Linked DNA regions of Homo sapiens: region 2 is linked to region 1. Evidence: read pairs that join two places in POLR2A ChIA-PET (ENCODE). Cell type or tissue: CD4-positive, alpha-beta T cell. All regions are shown on one strand. Links, peaks and the distances in the headings refer to the core of each region. The heading gives the core; the rest is flanking DNA.

What was found. Peaks named below come from ENCODE experiments on the same cell type or tissue, not always from the same donor. Only the 100,000 strongest peaks of a DNase experiment are listed, where the experiment ranks them.
Region 2: POLR2A ChIA-PET joins it to region 1 with 24 read pairs; 17 of 35 experiments call an interaction of 5 or more read pairs at or near these places.

Annotation. Positions count from the first base shown.
Region 1 is chr3:36,903,836-36,913,307 of GRCh38, forward strand. It overlaps TRANK1 (tetratricopeptide repeat and ankyrin repeat containing 1), which reads right to left. Exons shown (of 24, transcript NM_001329998.2): 2 at 4,488-4,619. Among named protein-coding and RNA genes, the nearest start is that of TRANK1, 36 kb to the right of the region's middle. RefSeq lists enhancers at 4,059-4,108, 4,129-4,448, 4,459-4,608, 8,692-8,741 and a silencer at 6,778-6,946. In CD4-positive, alpha-beta T cell, for the core only: no CTCF peak of the experiment used is centred there; DNase peaks (open chromatin) are centred at 2,876, 4,246 and 4,716; H3K4me3 peaks cover 4,087 bases; H3K27ac peaks cover 4,841 bases.
Region 2 is chr3:36,953,883-36,963,354 of GRCh38, forward strand. No RefSeq gene overlaps it. Among named protein-coding and RNA genes, the nearest start is that of TRANK1, 14 kb to the left of the region's middle. RefSeq lists a cis regulatory region at 1,005-1,214. In CD4-positive, alpha-beta T cell, for the core only: CTCF peaks have their summits at 5,013 and 5,215; DNase peaks (open chromatin) are centred at 4,239 and 4,999.

The sequences.
Region 1 (9,472 bases), core at 838-8,837:
TAATGCTGAAACCAGGCCAGAAGAAAAAGGAAAATTCAAAGCAAACCACAATATGTCAAGAGAAGCCCAGCTACCAATGGAATATAAGACACACAAATAAAAAAAGCAAGCCTTATGACTTCTTTTTTATTTAATATCTTTGAGACAGAGTCTCACTCTGTCGCCCAAGCTGGAATGCAGTGGTGCAATCTCAGCTCACTGCAACCTCCACCTCCTGGGTTCAAGCACTTCTGCCTCAGCCTCCCGAGTAGCTGGGATTACAGGTGCACACCACCACACCCGGCTAATTTTTGTATTTCTAGTAGAGATGGGGTTTCACCATGTTGGCCAGGATGGTCTCGAATTCCTGACCTCGTGATCCGCCTGCCTCAGCTTCCCAAAGTGCTGGGATTACATAATTAAGATATTAAATAGGCCAGGCGCAGTGGCTCATGCCTGTAATCGCAGCACTTCGGGAGGCCGAGGCCGAGGCGAGGAGTTCGAGACCATCCTGGCCAACATGGTGAAACCCCATCTCTACTAAAATACAAAAAAATTATCTGGGTGTGGTGGGGTGCACCTGTAGTCCCAGCTACATGGCAGGCTGAGGCAGGAGAATCGTTTGAACCCAGGAGGAGGAGATTTCAGTGAGCCAAGATCGCACCACTGCACTCCAGCCTGGCAACACAGCAAGACTCCGTCTCAAAAAAAGAAAAAAAAAAATCTTAATCGTAAAAATAATACAAATCACTGTAGAATAATACAAAAATCACTGTAGATAATGCAGACAAGCACAAAAATATTAATAAACAAAGGAAAAATCACCTCCATTACTGTCCCCACCCTCGATGTTTTGTGTCTGGCTTCTTTCATGGCCCAACATTCCCTCTAGGTGAAGGGATGAGGCCCCAGAAGCACACAGGAGGCAGTGGGGTCAGGCAGTGAGGGATCAGCAAGGGAGCAGTGACCGCAAGTGTAAGAGATGCCATGGTGTCCATCCCAGACACTCTGGCCAGTGCAGCCATTCCCAGCTGCAATGTCTGTTGGCTGCAGCTAGAGGTTCTCAGCACCCTGTTCTCCAGAGATTTATCCTCAGCCTAATGAGAGCTACCCTCTCCCCAGGAAGTTACACCCATACTAGGGACTGAACTTCCCCCATCCCCAACTGCCAAAAAAAAAAAAATCCCTGGGTAGGCCGGGCACAGTGGCTCATGCCTGTAATCCCAGCACTTTAGGAGGCCGAGCGGGCGGATCACGAGGTCAGGAGATCGAGACCATCCCGGCTAACACGGTGAAACCCCATCTCTACTAAAAATACAAAAAATTAGCCGGGCGTGGTGGCAGGTGCCTGTAGTCCCAGCTACTCGGGAGGCTGAGGCAGGAGAATGGCGTGAACCCGGGAGGCGGCGGAGCTTGCAGTGAGCCGAGATCGTGCCGTTGCACTCTAGCCTGGGAGACAGAGCAAGACTCTGTCTCAAAAAAAAAAAAAAAAATCCCTGGGTTGAAGCCCTACCCCTCAATGTGACAATATTTGAACATGGAACCATTGGGAGGTAATTATGTTTAGCTGAGGTCATGAGGGTGGAGTCCTCACAATGGAATAAGAAGAGACGCTGGAGAGCTTGCTCTCTCCTCTTTGCACGTAACACAGTGAGAAGGCAACCATCTACAAGCCAGGAAGACAGCCCTCACAGGGGGCAGCTTGATCTTGGACTTCCCAGCCTGTAGAACTTTGAAAAATAAATTTCTGTTGTTTAAGCCACCCAGTCTGTGCTATTTTGTTATGGTAGCGCAAGCAGACTAATATAGCCCACTCCCTAGGATGACTGCCGGGAGCCAGACAGCCTAAAACCAGTGACTGACTGATATGAGAATCAAAAGGTTAACCTCCTTGCCTCAAGATGGAACCAGCTCTGCAGTATGATTCATGCTCCAGAGCTGCCTATGGGATCAGGCAAATCTTGCTTGGTTTAGACACCATCCCTGCTTAGAGCCTTCCTTGTGCCATCCTGCCTCCCTCAGTCCCCTTTCTCCTGCAAGTACGCTGTAAATCACATGCACCTGAGTCTCAGTGTTAGCTAGCTGTGGCAGGAAGGCCAGCAGCAGGTGATGGGCAAGGGGAACAGTGTCAGGAAGGTCCCACAAAAGGCAACATGAGGGTCCAGGCAGAAGTCCCAGTAGGGGTCACACAGTAAGTGGTGGAGCTGAGCTTTGAACACACATAGTGTGGGGTCAGTCTACAACCATAAACACTACACAATACTACCTCTTTCTAAGAAAGCTGAATGTTTGCCTTGATCGAGGATCTCTAGACCCAGCTCTGACACAATTCTGATATGTACCAGGACAAGGCAGAACTGCAGAAACTACAGACACAAGCTAATTACACTCAACTCAACCTCAACTAGAGTGTAGACATCAAGGAGATGGGAGGGGGAGGTGGAGCCGTGTTTCAGTAATTTAATTTGGTGCCATTTCCTAGCACAAGTTTAGGTTGTGTGCACCCTACAGATGCCAACATCTGCTCGCTCTACTGCAGCTGTTCCAAAAGGATGATCTGGGAACTTCTGGGGACCCTCAAGGCCACTGCAGGTGATCCACAAGGTGAAAATACTTTCACAGTTGTGGTAAGCTGAATAATGGCCCCCAAATACTGTTCTTTTTATGGAAAAAGACAAACTTTTGTGATTAACAAATGATGTAGCAGATGTGATCAATTTAAGGATTTTAGGAATAGGAGATTATCCTGAATTATGATAAAATCACAAGGGTCCCTATGATCGAGAGAGACAGAGGGAGACAGAAGCACAGCTGAGGAGAAGGCAAGGTGATGACAGAAGCAGAGATTGGAATGATAAGCTTTGAAGATAAAGGAAGGAGCCACAAGCCAAAGAATACACACCGCCACTCAAAGCTGAGAAAGGCAAGGAAGTGCCTTCTCCCCCTCAGAGCCTCCACAAAGAACCAGCCCTGCTAACACCTTGATTTTAGCCCCATTAGACTCATTTAGAACTTCTGATCTTCAGAATTGCAAGAGAAAAAATTTGTATTGCTTTAAGCCCTAAATTGGTGGTAACTTGCTACAGCAGCAACAGGAAACTAATACAATAATTAAGACATAATGTGCCTTGTTCATACTCATTCCCTCACACTCACACAGGGAGTTTTCCAGAAGCCATATGACATGTGATATTGCAACAGACTGAATACAGATGTAAGAAGCCAGCTGTCTTCTGTGGAGACAAGACATTAAGAAGGAGATTTACAAAAATGTACAAGTTTTTGTTTTGGAAAATATACTTTAAAAATACAACATGTAATAGATTTACTGATATATTTATTTATTTATTTTTGAGACAGAGTTTCACTCTTGTCACCGAGGCCAGAGTTCAATGGCACGATCTCGGCTCGCTGTAACATCTGCCTCCCACGATCAAGCGATTCTCCTGCCTCAGCCTCCCAAGTAGCTGGGATTACAGGCGTGCGCCACTACGCCCAGCTAATTTTGTATTTTTAGTAGAGATGGGGTTTCACCATGTTGGCCAGGCTGGTCTTGAACTCCTGAAGTCAGGTGATCTGACCGCCTCGGCCTCCCAAAGTGCTGGGATTACAGGTTTGAGCCACTCTACCCAGCAAATTTATTGATTTTTTTTTTTTTTTTTTTTTTTGAGACGGAGTCTGGCTCTGTCGCCCAGGATGGAGTGCAGTGGCGTAATCTCGGCTCACTGCAAGCTCCACCTCCCGGGTTCACGCTATTCTCCTGCCTCACCCTCCGGAGTAGCTGGGACTACAGGTGCCCACCACCACACCCGGCTAATCTGTTGTATTTTTAATAGAGATGGGGTTTCACCCTGTTAGCCAGGATGGTCTCGATCTCCTGACCTCGTGATCTGCCCACCTCGGCCTCCCAAAGTGCTGGGATTACAGGCATGAGCCACCGCACCCGGCCAATATTTTTAAATAAATACATATTTTATTTTTTTATCAGTTTTAAGTTCTACCATACTGTATTGACAGCTACAGCCTACATAAACAGAAGAAGCTCTTTAGGGTCCTCAGCAATGTTTAAGCATGTTGTGATACTACAATGTTTGAGAACAGGTCTGTAAGAAGCTGAAGGGGCAAGGAAAGAGAAAGTGAACCTTAGTGCCCGGCGGGGTGTGCGCTGTGGCCACGGAGTAAATGGCATAGATAATAAAGAAGATGAAATGAATGACAACGAAGAGGTTTGTTCGAAGACTTCAGCCATCCCATTAAATCTGACCCCTAGCCAGCCAGAACGGGAAGTTTTGTTATGTTTATCAACAGTCCTCTATGTTTCACTTTCTATTTCCCTTCTTACACAATCCCTGTTCACTTCTAAGCTGACAATGCAGAGAAGATAAATAGGAAGTGAGCAATAAAGAAAACAGAAACAGGGTGGAATGATAAGAAATGAAAAGAAATCATAAGGAACAGAGTCCCATGTACTGAAAAAGAAAAGATGAGGTGAAAATGCAAACACTTACCCCCACTGGTATAACTGCAGGAGAATCTGGATGGCTTCATCGTACTTTCTGATGGCCAAAGAGAAGTTCCCATTCTTAAGAACCTGGTTGCCGGATTCTTTCAGCAGCTCAGCGTAAGCTGTCAGGTCCATCCTGTGAGGAGACGGGGGAGACGCTTGCTGCCAGACCCGTGCAGGGCATGTTCACCTTCCGGTCTGCATTGCTGAAATCTGGAGAAGGAGTTCGCTCACTATGGCCCCACCCACCTTCAAAGGGCACATCTTGGCAACACCTCTCACCACCAGGAAACCAGGCAGAGTGTCTGACAAGACTATTTCTTTGTCAGTTCTTTTCTGTTCTCAAGGGTGGCCAGACCAATTCCATTTATTCAGCATTAATGATCTGGAGGAGGCTGCTTCCATGCATGAGACAACATAAACCTGGCAGGTAGTGAGTGCTATCCCTGTAACTGGCATTATTATTAATCTCATTTACCCATCATCACAGCCCACAGGAAGGCATTGTCCCCACTGTTCAGATGAGGAAACTGAGGCTCAGAGGTTCAAGTCACTTGCCTAAAAATCTGCTGATGGCATTTCCCATTTCTGACCCCAGATCTGACCAATTTCTAGTTTCTGCTCTTGACCACTGTACCACATCACGTATTGGTAAAAACTCAGCTGATAGTACTTCCACTCTCTTAGCAGATGGAACAGGGAGGGCAGGTGAAGGCCTCAGTATGCAAGTGGCTAGGACACAGAGACACAACCACTGTCTCTCCTGTCCCCCTCCTTTCTTAAAACACTATAAAATAAGCCTTGAAATATTTGTCCCTGAGACAGCCATTGCCTGCCTACTTGTCTGTGTCCCCCAAGGGTATTTGCCTCTTTCAGGTCAAACCCCTATTTTGTTAAGTTTTGTAGCCGTATGGCCTTGAACATAAGGGGTACTTAAATATCTGTGGTGTAACAATTGAATGCCAGACCCAGAGAAGACGCACATTACTGATTTTCTCCAGTGTGGCCTGGGTGGTTGGAGAGAACTGCCTGGCAGCCCTGACCACATGGGGGGCCTTGGTAAGTGTGCTGAACAAAGGCAGGAGAGGAGAGCACCCAGGAAGATCTTAAGAAGCAGCTGCCAAGGAGACAGGGAAAAGGTGGGGGTCAGAGAAGAGGTCCTTTAGTATTGCTTCCTCTCAAGATGGCAGAGGGAAAGGCAAATTGGTAGGGTAGGGTAGGTCTTAAATATGTGGACAGTTTCAGGTGTTCACAGATGACATGTACCTATGGGGTCATAAAATTTCTTAGGTGTCTTGATGACCAACACAATTCTTGGAGAGACAGTAATTATTAATTTTATCATTTTAAATCCAAGTAAGGGGTCAGAGGGGGAAACAGACCCAAGCACACATAAGTGGTGATTTATTTTAAACAATTTGACTTCTTGGGAATGGGGTTTTTGAACTGTACTCCACTTCTTAAGCAGAGCTTTAACAGAATGAGACACATGACTCTTAAGTCAGAATACTGAACTCTACCTATGCTTTTCATGTAGTAATCTCTAAATTATATGACTACTATTTACACAGAGATGACTAAGAAGAACATGAAAAAATGTAAAGAGCTATGTACTAGGGAATAAAGTATGCTTTTCTTTCAAATATTGTCGGCCATTTGTCCAATAAATATTCTTTAAGCTGGCCATGGTCAAACAACTGAAACAAGAAAATTGTTGCAATAACTGACAAAGAGTTCATATCCCTCCGTTATAAATAGCTTTCCACTGCAAGAAAAGACCAACATTCTCACCAAAATGTATAAGGGTCCTAAGAAACAATTCACAAAGAAACACCAAGTAATTGCTACTAAATATATGAAAAGTGGGTAAATAGGATCACCCTCACTAGTGCATAAGTAAATCAAAAATTGAACAACAAAATATCATTGGAAAATAATTAAAAGAATGACACGAAATGTTGGGGACACTGCTTACAGAGGAAATAGAATACATCATAAATAGGTTTAGCCTCATGGATGTTCACCACCTCGAAAACTTGGAAATAACTCTAAATGTTCCATAATATATAATGGGTTTAAATCAGTTATAGAAGATCCGTATGTTAGAACAACACACAGTTATTTTTAAAATCATGTTGTGGCTGGGCACAGTGGCTCACACCTGTAATCCCAGCACTTTGGGAGGCTGAGGCGGGCAGACCACCTGAGGTCAGGAGTTCGAGTCCAGCCTGGCCAACATGATGAAACGCCATGTCTTCTAAAAATACAAAAATCAGACAGGTGCGGTGGCACGCACCTGTAATCCCAGCTACTCGGGAGGCTGAGGCAGGAGAATCGCTTGAACCCAGGAGGGAGAGGTTGCAGTGAGCCAAGATCACACCACTACACTCCAGCCTGGGTGACAGAGTGAGACTCTATCTCCAAAAAATAAAATAAAATAAAATAAAATCATGTTGCAAAAGACCCAGTGCGCTGGCTCATGCCTGTAATCCCAGCACTTTAGGAGGCTGATCAGCTGAGGCGGGCGGATCACCTGAGGCCAGGAGTTCGAGACCAGCCCGGCCAACATGGTGAAACCCCGTCTTTACTAAAACTGCAGAAATTAGCCAGGCATAGTGGTGAGCACCTGTAATCGCAGCTTCTTGGGAGACTGAGGCAGGAGAATTGCTTGAACCCGGAAGGCAGAGGTTGCAGTGAGCCAAGATCACGCCACTGCACTCCAGCCTGGGTGACAAGCGCTAACTCCATCTGGAAAAAAAAAAATCGTGTTGTAAAAGAACATTTAATGACAGAGCAAGTTAGTAAATGAAAAATACAGGCCTATACGGTTGAAAAGGCATATTGTAAAAGAACATTTAATGACAGAGCAAGTTAGTAAATGAAAAATATAGGCCTATAAGGTTGAAAAGGCATATAATCCCAAATTGTTTTAAATACATAAAATGTATTGAAAATATGCCAAAATGTTAAAAGCCACGCCTTTGGGATTTGACAGAATTTTAATTTTCTTCCTTGATTTTCTGAATTTCCAATCACTCTACGATGTACCCTCTTACTAATCAGACCATAAATGTTATCAAACAGACTCTTTAAGGGTTTAACTGAAGAATTCAAACACAAGGTATTTCCATTGTATTTACAAATACAAAAAAAAAACTCTTCATTTCAATATTATTTTTCATAGTTCTCTAGAAACCAAGTCAGCTCTTAATGTTATGTGAGCAACAACAAATGTATTCACCCACCTATGTTTCTGCTTTTTATTGATACAATCACATCAAAGGTGAAAGAAGGAATGCCAACCATACAGAAGGCTTTTTTCTTCCTAATAGGATTCATTGAGAGTTACATTCTCATTACACGGAAGAATGCTTTATATCTCTACAATAGAATACAGATGGCTCCGTTGTTGGGTCTTTAAAAAAAAGAAAAAACTGACCAACTGATGATTTATTTATAAGATGAAATTATTAAATAAAAGTGGTAATAATTTACCATAATGACAATATTCTTCATAGCTAATATCTGCTAAGTACCTACTATGTGCTTTACATCATTGTGTCTTTTCATTCTTATAAGAAGCCTCGGCCAGGCACAGTGGCTCACGCCTGTAAACCCAACATTTTGGGAGGCCGAAGCAGGCAGATTAGCTGAGGTCAGGAGTTCGAGACCAGCCTGGCCAACATGGTGAAACCCCCATCTCTACTAAAAATATACAAAAATTAGCCAGGCATGGTAGTGCATGCCTATAGCCCCAGCTACTCAGGAAGCTGAGGCACGAGAATCACTTAAGCCCAGGAGATGCAGGTTGTAGTGAGCTGAGATCAAGCCACTGCATTCCAGCCTGGGCAACAGAGTGAGACTCTGTCAAAAAAAAAAAAAAGTGCTATAAGGTCAGCGTGACTCTATCTCTATTTTGCACATAAGGAAAGTGAAGCAAAGACAGGTTAAGCCACTTACCACTTGCCACAGTCACACTGAAATTGGTAATGTGAGAATTCCAACCTAGGTGGCCTCACTTTAAGAGCCAAACTACACTCTGAAGGGCCAAGACAGAGGCTAAAAGATCAGCACCCAGTAAAATCACTAGGGTATCTTATATTTTGGCTGGCACTGAGCACTCTACCCTGCACTTTCAGTTTCGTTAATGGTGTAAAAGCTACAAAATACTTAAGGACAATTGCACAGCTGCCTGGCTGGCTTTCAGAAATTTTCACTATGTCTCTATGAGAATTCAAACTCTAGTTGTTGGAAGCTGTCACAGGCTGCTGAGCTACATATGAGGAAGAAGATGCAAGAAAAATGCAAATGCACTGAGTAGATTTTGAAACAAGCAAGTCTGAAACAGAGCAGATCCAGGTGGTTGTGGGTTTTATGACTCATTGTGTATACGTATACACATGAAGTTCTGTAACTGACATACAGGATTACAGCAAAGACTGGCAACACAGATGGCCTATGGAGGGGTTATTACTGAAATGGGCAGAGAGGATGGCTTTCCCTTCATACATTATCTGGGTACTGCTTGAATTCTTGACAACAAATTTGTTTACTTTTTTATTTTATTTTTTTGGGGTTTTTTGTTTGCTTGCTTGCTTTTTTTGTTTAGGGTTGCCAAAAGAGCCCAAAAGCAGTCAATGATCCAAGATTAACTCGGGAATGCTGGCAGTAGCAGTAGATCCAAGTTGAAGCTAGAAAGAGTATGTCTCTTTTGTGTGTGTGTGTGTGTGTGTGTGTGTGTGTGATGGAGTCTCACTCTGTCACCCAGGCTGGAGTGCAGTGGCGCAATCTTGGCTCACTGCAACCTCCATCTCTCGAATTCAAGCCATTCTCCTGCTTCAGCTTCCTGAGTAGCTGGGATTACAGGCGTGCGCCCTGTAATCCCACCATGCCCAGCTAACTTTCTATATTTAGTAGAAATAGGGTTTCCCCATGTTGGCCAGACTGGTCTCGAACTCCTGACCTCAAGTGATCCGGCCGCCTCGTGTC
Region 2 (9,472 bases), core at 1,077-9,076, 50 kb after region 1:
CCAGGAGGAGGAGGTTGCAGTGGGCCGAGGCCATGCCAGCCTGGGTAACAGAGCATGACTCTGTCAAAAAAAAAAAAAAAATCAACAGAAACAAATGACTATTGAGTTATGCCATGGTAGCCACTATACCAAGTGAAGACCACAGACCAAACTCTGTGTACCCAGATAGCTAACCAAGTAAAAAAGACAAATACTTAGATGACCAGGAGCATGCAGTACAGAAATAAATATCAGTTGATTTTTTTAAAAGAGAAAAACTTAAATAATGCAAGTACAGGAGGAAGGACGATTTATCTTCATTCAACATTTCTGTAACACTATTCTTTAAATTCCTTATGATAACGTAAGTTGTTCTTAAAATAGTCTTCTAAGAAGGGTATTAATATCTGCATTTTACAGAAAGGAAAACTAAAGAAATTAAAAGTTAAGCAATCTGCTATATAACCACTTGGTCAAAAGGCTAAGACTAGAAAACAGAGACAAGTTCAGAATAGGCTTGGCTGTGTGTCTCTTGGACCCTGAGCTTAGTCCTGGATTCTGATGCTCAAGGATAATGTCACTGGAGACCACTGGGAGCATTATCTATTACATATGCTTACAGACAGACAGGTTTATACAGCAACAACAACAATAACAACAACAACAACAAAAAACACTGCAGCAGAAGTTGTTTTCCATTTCACCTTCAGTGGAACTGATTCTTACCTTGTCTAAGGGTAAGAATCTGAGAATGCCAATGAGGTGTGTCATATATGACACTAATCTATCCTGATAACATAGGAGGGGCAGCATGGACTATTTACAGTCCAACCTTGGATACACACATATATATATGCCCTCACACAGATACCTTTGCCCACACAGGGAATTGCACATTCTCAAAAATGTATACATACACAAAGAGTAAACCAATAAATATGCTCACTCAAGTCCATGCAGCTGCAACACACACACACACACACACACACACACTACTCTGTCTTGATTTCCCCATTTTGAATGAGCACAGCCATTCATCTATGAACCCATCAATGCTCTATCTGACCCTTGCCCTTAGCAGAAGCTACTTCTCTCAGTCTCTGAGTCAGCCCTGAGAGGGTAGATATATAATCAGTAGCCTTCACATTCACAGTCCTGACTACCTACTACACCCACATGGATGGGCTAATTCTGGTATCTCCCATACCCTTAGAACAGTGGTTCTCAACCAAGGGTGATTTTTCCCCTAGGGAATATTTAGCAAAGTCTATAAACATTTTTGATTGTCACAATTCTGCAGGAAGGGAAAAGGGTTTTTCTGGCATCTGTTAGGTGGTGGCCAGGGATGCTGCTAAACAGTCTAGAACGGACAGGTCTGTACCCCACAACAATGAGTTATTCAGCCCAAAATGTCAGTAATGCCAAGGTTGGGAAACCTTGTCTTGGGGGGAGCAATGGGCAACTGTCCTGCCCTTAGCCACCTGCTAATAAACCACCTAGGCTGCTTCCTCTGAGATAACTGGCCATGGATACCAGGGACACAGCTACTTGGACCTGAGTGGGCAGGCACCTATTCCTAGGGCAGACAATATGCAGATTATCCATTTTCCCCTGAGGCAAACTGGTGAGAAAGCTATGCCAACAGGGACCACAGCAATTTTCTGGACCAGACCATCTCTCAGCAGTTTGAACTGGAAGTTAGGGGCAACTGATAGTGGGAGCAAAAGATGAAAAACAATGAAAGAGCAGCTACAGGGGCCACAGGGCCAGATTCAGCTGAAGTCATCAGGTCGAGAAAGAGATACACAGAGTGAAGGCAGTTGCTTGGGAAAGCAGCAGGAGTGACTGAAGCTGAAGAGGAGGGACTGGGGCGCCGTGCTATTAGATGATCAGTAAATCTATTAGTACAAGTCAATGAGCCAGCCTGGGCAACATGGTGAAACCCTGTCTCTAACAAAAAGACAAAAAATTAGCCAGGTGTGGTTGCATGCACCTGTGCTCCCAGCTACTCAGGAGGCTGAGGGGGGAGGATCGCTTGAGGTGGAGATTGTAGTGAACTGAGATCATGCCACTGCACTCCAGCCTGGGTGACAGAGTAAGAACACGTTTAAAAAAAAGAAAGAAAGAAAGAGTCAAGGAGAACCAAGCTGTCCTGGGGGATCATCCACCTTGTTCCCAAGCTGTAGGAGGCCTGGCTGCAAGGTGGTTTCTGCACACTTGTGAGTCCTACTTCCCTTGTCGGTGCCTGGGACTTGATGATAGACTCTCTTGTGGGCTGAACTGTGCCCCCCAGTAAGGATATGTTGAAGTCTTCACTCCCACTACTTCAGAATATGGCCTTATTTGCAAGTAGGGTTGTTGCAGGTATAATTAGTTAAAATGAGGTCATTCTGGAATAGGGGGAGCCCCTAATGTAATATGACTTGTATCCTTTTAAGAAAATGGCCATGTGCAGACACAGAGAAACAGAGAATGCCACATGAAGATGGAGGCAGAGATTAGAGTGATGTATCTGCAAGCCAACCGTTGCCAGCTGTCGCCAGAAGCCAGGAGAGAGGTGTGGAATAGATTCTCCCTCAGAGCCCTCAGAAAGAATGAATCCTGACAACACCTTAATTTTGGACGTCTAGCCTCCAGAACTGTGAGAGAATAAGTATCTGTTGTTTGAAGCCACCCATTTGTGGTACTCTGTTACAGTAGGCCTAGCACACTAATGCAGACCCCATTACCCATAGTAACCCAAGTGCATCCCTGTTCCTGACAATATTTCAGCCCTTGCCCTCGAATTTATAAGGCTCTAGGACTCTGGCTCTCTTCTGACTATGCCCCTCCATAGGGGATGAGGAGTCTACCAGCCCAAGGGGATGTGCCCATCTAGAGTCCACACCTAGCTTCTAGAACACATTTGGGGTACCTAGACCCCAAAATTTCCTGCCAAAACAGCTCTGAGACTTGTTTAAGAGTCTGGTCAGGCCTGGTTCTTGTGTCTATCTTTCTGAGAGTGGGCCACGTAGCAGTGCACATACCCCCAGGTTCAACGATTGACCAAGGGCCAGCTATTTGCCAGCAACTAGGGAAGCTGTGGACAGAACTTGGATTTATGGCCTCGGGTGTCCACACACATGTGTACTTTATTCTATGGGACAGAGGTGAGGATATGAAGAGAAAGGGAGCAGGCTATGGGCTCTGGATCTCCATTTGAACTCTTGCCCCAGCTCCCAGGACAGTCAGGGGTGGACCTATCACTCTTACCCCCACAGGTCAGGATTAATGTCCAAGGAATAGGTCCTGGGCATCTTCATGCATCACTCTGTTCCTCCTGTAGGCCCCAGCCACAGGGACTACTGCCTGTTTCTCTTTTTGTGCTCTGACCCATCCCCCTCTGGGTGGCGCTCTACACAACCAACCTCAGCAGCTGGGTCAACTCCTGCTCCCCCTTCCTTCTTCCCCTTCATTATCACCTCCACAAAGGGGATCTGCACCAGATTTCTTAAGAATCCTGACTTATGGGGGGAGGGAGGAGGGAAAGCATTAGGAGATATACTTAATGTAAATGACAAGTTAATGGGTGCAGCACACCAACATGGCACTTGTATACATATGTAACAAACCTGCACATTGTGCACATGCACCCTACAACTTAAAGTATAATAAGAAAAAAAAAAGAATCCTGGCTTACTCCTGTAACTGGGGCCCCCAGATGTCTCAAAACAGAGGTCACATTCAGCTGTCTACAGAGGTCAGGCAAATATCACAACTAAATGTGTCTGGCCAGGTAGGTATAAGTGCCCGGGAGAGGTAAGGTCTACAGCAAACTGGGACAGCCAGACTCCTTCTAAAGTGGCTCCAGCTAATTGTTGCCATGGAGATGGTGGGCTTGATGTCAAAAAACTTTTGATTTTCTGATAGAAACTGGAAAACTTGATTTAATTATGTGAAAGTTCCTGTTCAACTAATTCAAAATTTCGACACAGTGTCTACCAAATAAAACTCAGCCACAGACAAGCCAGAGAGTTTGGCAAGTTTATTACCACAAATAAAACCAACTACCTCTATCAGATCTAGTTGGCAAGCTGAGGAAGCCTGAAGCTATCCTACACCTGGTTTGCCCTGAACTTACTGAACTCCAGTTTGAAGAACTAGTGGTATTTTCATGAATTGTTATTTTTGTGGCCTGATATGACATTCCCACCTCCTTCTATCTGGCAAACTCCAAAACTTGTGATGAGACCTTCATGACTCATCTTTATCATCACCTCCCATGTGTAAACCTGGACTTTCCCAGATAGACAGCCCAGCCTCCCCATTTTCACCACTCCCTGCTCAATACTCCTTATTCATGCCTCTATTACAGCCCTTATCACATCATTTTATAACTGTCTGTCATCTGTCACTAGAGGGTGAGCACCTCAAAGTCTAGGATTTTATCTTGTTCATTCTGTGTTCCCAGCTCCCTGGCACTTTACTGACACAATGCTTGTGGAATGAATGAATAAACAGCACAGATCAGTAATTAAACCAATGTCAGGAAGCTACTAGATATAATTACAAATTAGTATTCATGACAATAAGTTTATCATCATAAGAGCTTAGGAGTGGAGGAAAACAATTTTCAGCAGGATGGCTAAGGAATTTGCATTTGAACTGGGAAACTAATTCTCATAGGTAAGGGGAGGAAAAAGGAAGAACAGTCTGGAAATGAAACTAAAGTCCCAAAGGTCAGAAAGCCTGCGGTGGTCTCTGACAGCGAGAACGGTAGGGGTGGCAAGTAAGACAACAAATGAAATAAAATAATTATAATAAAGTATTCTTAAAGGGGAACTGTGAGGAGACAGTTGTGTAGGGACAACTGAGGTGGTGGGATAAGAATAAGAAAGTGCTTCGAGGACTCTGCTGACAGCCATCTTGAACCACTGCCACACTTGTAAAGGTGTTTGTTTCCTATGGTGATATCACTGTTGCTTCTTTTCCCTAGCTTCAGTCCTGCAGAGACTTTACACTAGGAGCTGCTCCTTCCATTTAGGTATGCCGCCACCGTGCGGTGGGAGTGTGCAGCTACATGACTTACTGGCAGGCTCACATTTTACCTTAACATAAGTGGATGGAAATTGTTCTCAAGCTCAGCACGTTTACAGATCCAACTTTAATGACATCTAAATATCATACAGAGATTTATCTTTACATTAGCTGGGGTCAAGCAAAGAAGACCATACGCAACTCAGTTCACAATCAACCAGGCCCTCCCTCCTTCATGTGTATTCCTTCTGTGTTTTCCTCCTCTTTAGGAACAGAGGTTTATTCAACTTTGCTTCCTCCATAGGGCCTTACATACTGCAGGTGCTTTAAAAAAATCTCTGCTTAGTGGACTTATATAAAGATGATATAGCACGTTTGTTTTTTAAAGTTCCAAAAACATTTTATCACTTTTTCAGAAAAGTGAGAGTAGAAATTTTTCACCCATAATTCCACCGCCCTAAAACAGTGACTATTAATGATTAGCAAACAATTCAAAATAACTATCCTGGCCAGGTGCGATGGCTCACGCCTGTAATCCCAACACTTTGGGAGACCAAGGCGGGCGGATCACTTGAGGTCAGGAGTTCGAGACCAGCCTGGCCAACATGGCCAAACCTCGTCTCTACTAAAAATATAAAAATAGCCAGCAGTGGTGGTGCATGCCTATAATCCCAGCTACTCAGAAGGCAGAAGAATCACTTGAACCCAGGCAGCGGAGGTTGCAGTGAGCCAAGATTGCACTACTGCACTCCAGCCTGGGCGACAGAGCAAAACTCTGTTTTTTTGTTTTTTTGTTTTTTTTTTTTGAAAAAACAAAACAAAAGATCTGGCTTTGTTTTTACTCTCCATGGACCATTAGCCATAAGGAATTGTTGGACACTATCTGATATGGAAAGAGATGTATTTCAGGTTAAGTGAAGGAAATTTAAAGCAGGTTAAAATGCTTTTGGTTTTAAGTAAAAGAGAACTTGACTCAAATTAGCTTAAATGGAGATGTACTGGCTCATGTAATGAAAAGTGTGGGATTCAGACACAGTGTTTCCAGAGCTTCACTCAGGAAGATTCGGCCTTCATGGTGGCAATATGCCAGCTAGAAAAGAGGTATGTGCCGAGTAAAGCCCTTCTCTTTATGGCATTTGGCTCCCTCCCCATCTCCTTGCCAATTAAACCCATTCAACTAGCTTAATGTGTGCAGAGCCAGCTCATTCAGCCTCCCTGTCTCTTCATTGTTAGATATGATTAGTCAACCAAGGGACTCCACATATTTGAGGAAAAACTATTCATGAAAGACAAAGATAAATAAACATAAAAAATATGTCCCCAGAAGTAATAGAGATGGTCTTGGAAACAGAAAAAAATTACAAAAATTAGCCAGGCTTGGTGGCGGGCACCTGCAATCCCAGCTACTCTGGAGGCTGAGGCAGGAGAATCGCTTGAAACCGGAAGGAGGAGGTTGCACTAGTCGAGCTCATGCCACTGCACTCCAGCCTGGGCGAAAGAGTGAAACTCCGTCTCAAAAAAAAAAAAAAAAAGAAAAAAAAAACCCATACTTTCAAACACAGAACCACTGGTCCACAGAACCACTGGTCACGGTGGCTTACATCTATAATCCAAGCACTTTGGGAGGCCTAAGCAGGTGAAACACTTGAGGTCAGGAGTTCAACACTAGCCTGGGCAACATGACGAAACCCTGTCTCTACAAAAAATACAAAAATTCACTGGCATGGTGGCGTGTGCCTGTAGTTCCAGCTACTCAGAAGCCTGAGGTGAGAGGAGAGCTTGAGCCCAGGAAGTCGAGGCTGCAGTGGGCTAAGATTGTGCCACTGCACTCCAGCCTGGGCAACAGAGCAAGACCCTGTCTCAAAACAAAAACGAACAAACAAAAACAACAACAACAAAATGCAGTACCATTTACAACCACTCCAAGGAAAATAAGGTACTTGGATATTCATTTGATATGGTTTGAATGTTTGTGTCCCTCCAAAATTCATATTGAAAATCTCCAATGCAATAGTAGTAAGAGGCAGGGCCTTTACGAGGTGATTGGGTCATGACTAATCCCATCCATGAGGGATTAGCCTTATAGAAGGGTTTGAGGGAGTCTGTTAGTCCTCTTTGCCCTTCTACATTTCCACCATGTGAGGATGTAGCAAAGAGGTGCCATTGATGAAGCAGAGAGCAAGCCATCACCAGACACCAAACCTGCTGGTGCCTTGATCTTGGACTTCCCAACCTCCAGAACTGTGAGAAATCAATTTCTATTTATTTTTATGTATGTATGTATTGAGACGTAGTCTTGCTCTGTCATCCAGGCTGGAGTTCAGCGGTACAATCTCGGCTGACAGCAACCTCTGCCTCCCAGGCTTAGGTGATTCTCCTGCCTCAGCCTCCCGAGTAGCTGGAATTACAGGCATGCACCACCATACCCAGCTAATTTTGTATTTTTAGTAGGGACAGGGTTTTGTCATGTTGGCCAGGCTGGTCTCAAACTCCTGACCTCAGGTGATCCACCCGCCTCAGCCTCCCAAAGTGTTGGGATTACAGGCATGAGCCACCGTGCCCAGCCTTAAATTTCTATTATTTACAAATTACCCAGTCTACGGTATTTTGTTACAGCAGCCTTAATAGACCAAGATAAAATTTTATTATATTTCTTATTTTTATTTTTTGGAGACAGAGTCTTGTTCTATCCCCCAGGCTGTAGTGCGGTGGCACGATCTCGGCTCGCTGCAACCTCTGCCTCCCGGGTTCAAGCGATTCTCATGCCTCAGCCTCCTGGGTAGCTGGGACTACAAGCATACACCACCACACCCAGCTAATTTTTATACATATATATATATATATATATATATATTTTTTTTTTTTTTTTTTTTTAGACTGAGTTTCACTCTTGTTGCCCAGGCTGGAGTGCAATGGCGTGATCTTGGCTCACTGCAACTTTTGCCTCCTGGGTTCAAGCCATTCTCCTACCTCAGCCTCCCAAGGAGCTGGAATTGCAGGCATGTGCCACTACGCCCTGCTAATTTTGTATTTTTAGTAGAGATGGGGTTTCTTCATGTGGGTCAGGCTGGTCTTGAACTCCCGACCTCAGGTGTTCCGCCTGCCTCAGCCTCCCAAAATGCTGGGATTACAGGCGTGAGCCACTGTGCCTGGCCCTATTTTTTATATTTTTAGTACAGACAGGATTTTGCCATGTTGTCCAGGCTGGTCATGAACTCCTGACCTCAGGTGATCCACCTGCCTTGGCCTCCCAAAGTGCTGGGATTACAGGTGTGAGCCACTCCTCCTGACCTAAGATAATATTTTTAAAAATAATTTATTGGCTGGGCGCAGTGGCTCACGCCTGTAATCTCAGCACTTTAGGAGGCCGAGGTGGTCGGATCATGAGGTCAGGAGATCGAGACCAGCCTGGCCAACATGGTGAAACCCCATCTCTACTAAAAATTCAAACAAAATTAGCTGGGTGTGGTGGTATGTGCCTGTAATCCCAGCTACTCAGGAGGCTGAGGCAGGAGAATCGCTTGAATCAGGGAGTTGGAGGTTGCAGTGAGCCGAGATCACGCCACAGCACTCCAGCCTGGCGACAGAGCAAGACTCCATCTCAATAAATAAATAAGTAAATAAATAAATAAATAAATAAAATAATTTACCGAGGTGAAATTCACATAACTTAAAATTAACCATTTTATTTATTTATTTATTGTTTTGAGACAGAGGTCTTACTCTGTCGCCCAGGCTAGAGGGTGGTGGCGCAGTCCTGGTTCACTGTAGCCTCTGCCTCCTGGGTTCAAGTGATTCTCATGCCTCAGCCTCTGGAGTAGCTGGGATCACAGGTGCACATCACCATGCCTGGCTGATTTATTGTAATTTTAGTAGAGATGGGGTTTCACCATGTTGACTGGGCTGGTCTCGAACTTCTGACCTCAGGTGATCCACCCACCTCAGCCTCCCAAATTGCTGGGATTACAGGTGTGAGCCACCGTGCTGGCCTAACCATTTTATTTTATTTTATTTTTATTAATTTTTAAGATGGAGTCTTGCTCTGTTGCCCAGGCTGGAGTGCATTGGCTTGATGTCAGCTCACTGCAACCTCCACCTCCTGGGTTCAAGCAATTCTCCTGCCTCAGCCTCCTAAGTAACTGAGGCTACAGGGAGTCTAATATTTGTATTTTTAGTAGAGACAGGGTTTCACTGTGTTGGCGGGGCGGGTCTTGAACTCCTGACCTCAGGTGATCCACCCCTTCGGCCTCCCAAATTGCTGGGATTATAGGCATGAGCCACCACACGTGGCCCAGCCGAACCATTTTATTTTATTTATTTATTTATTTATTTATTTATTTATTTATTTATTTTTGAGACAGAGTCTTGCTCTGTTACCCAGGCTGGAGTGCAGTGGCATGATGTCAGCTCACTGCAACCTCTGCCTCCTGGGTTCAAGCAATTCCCTGCCTCAGCCTCCCAAGTAGCTGGGATTATA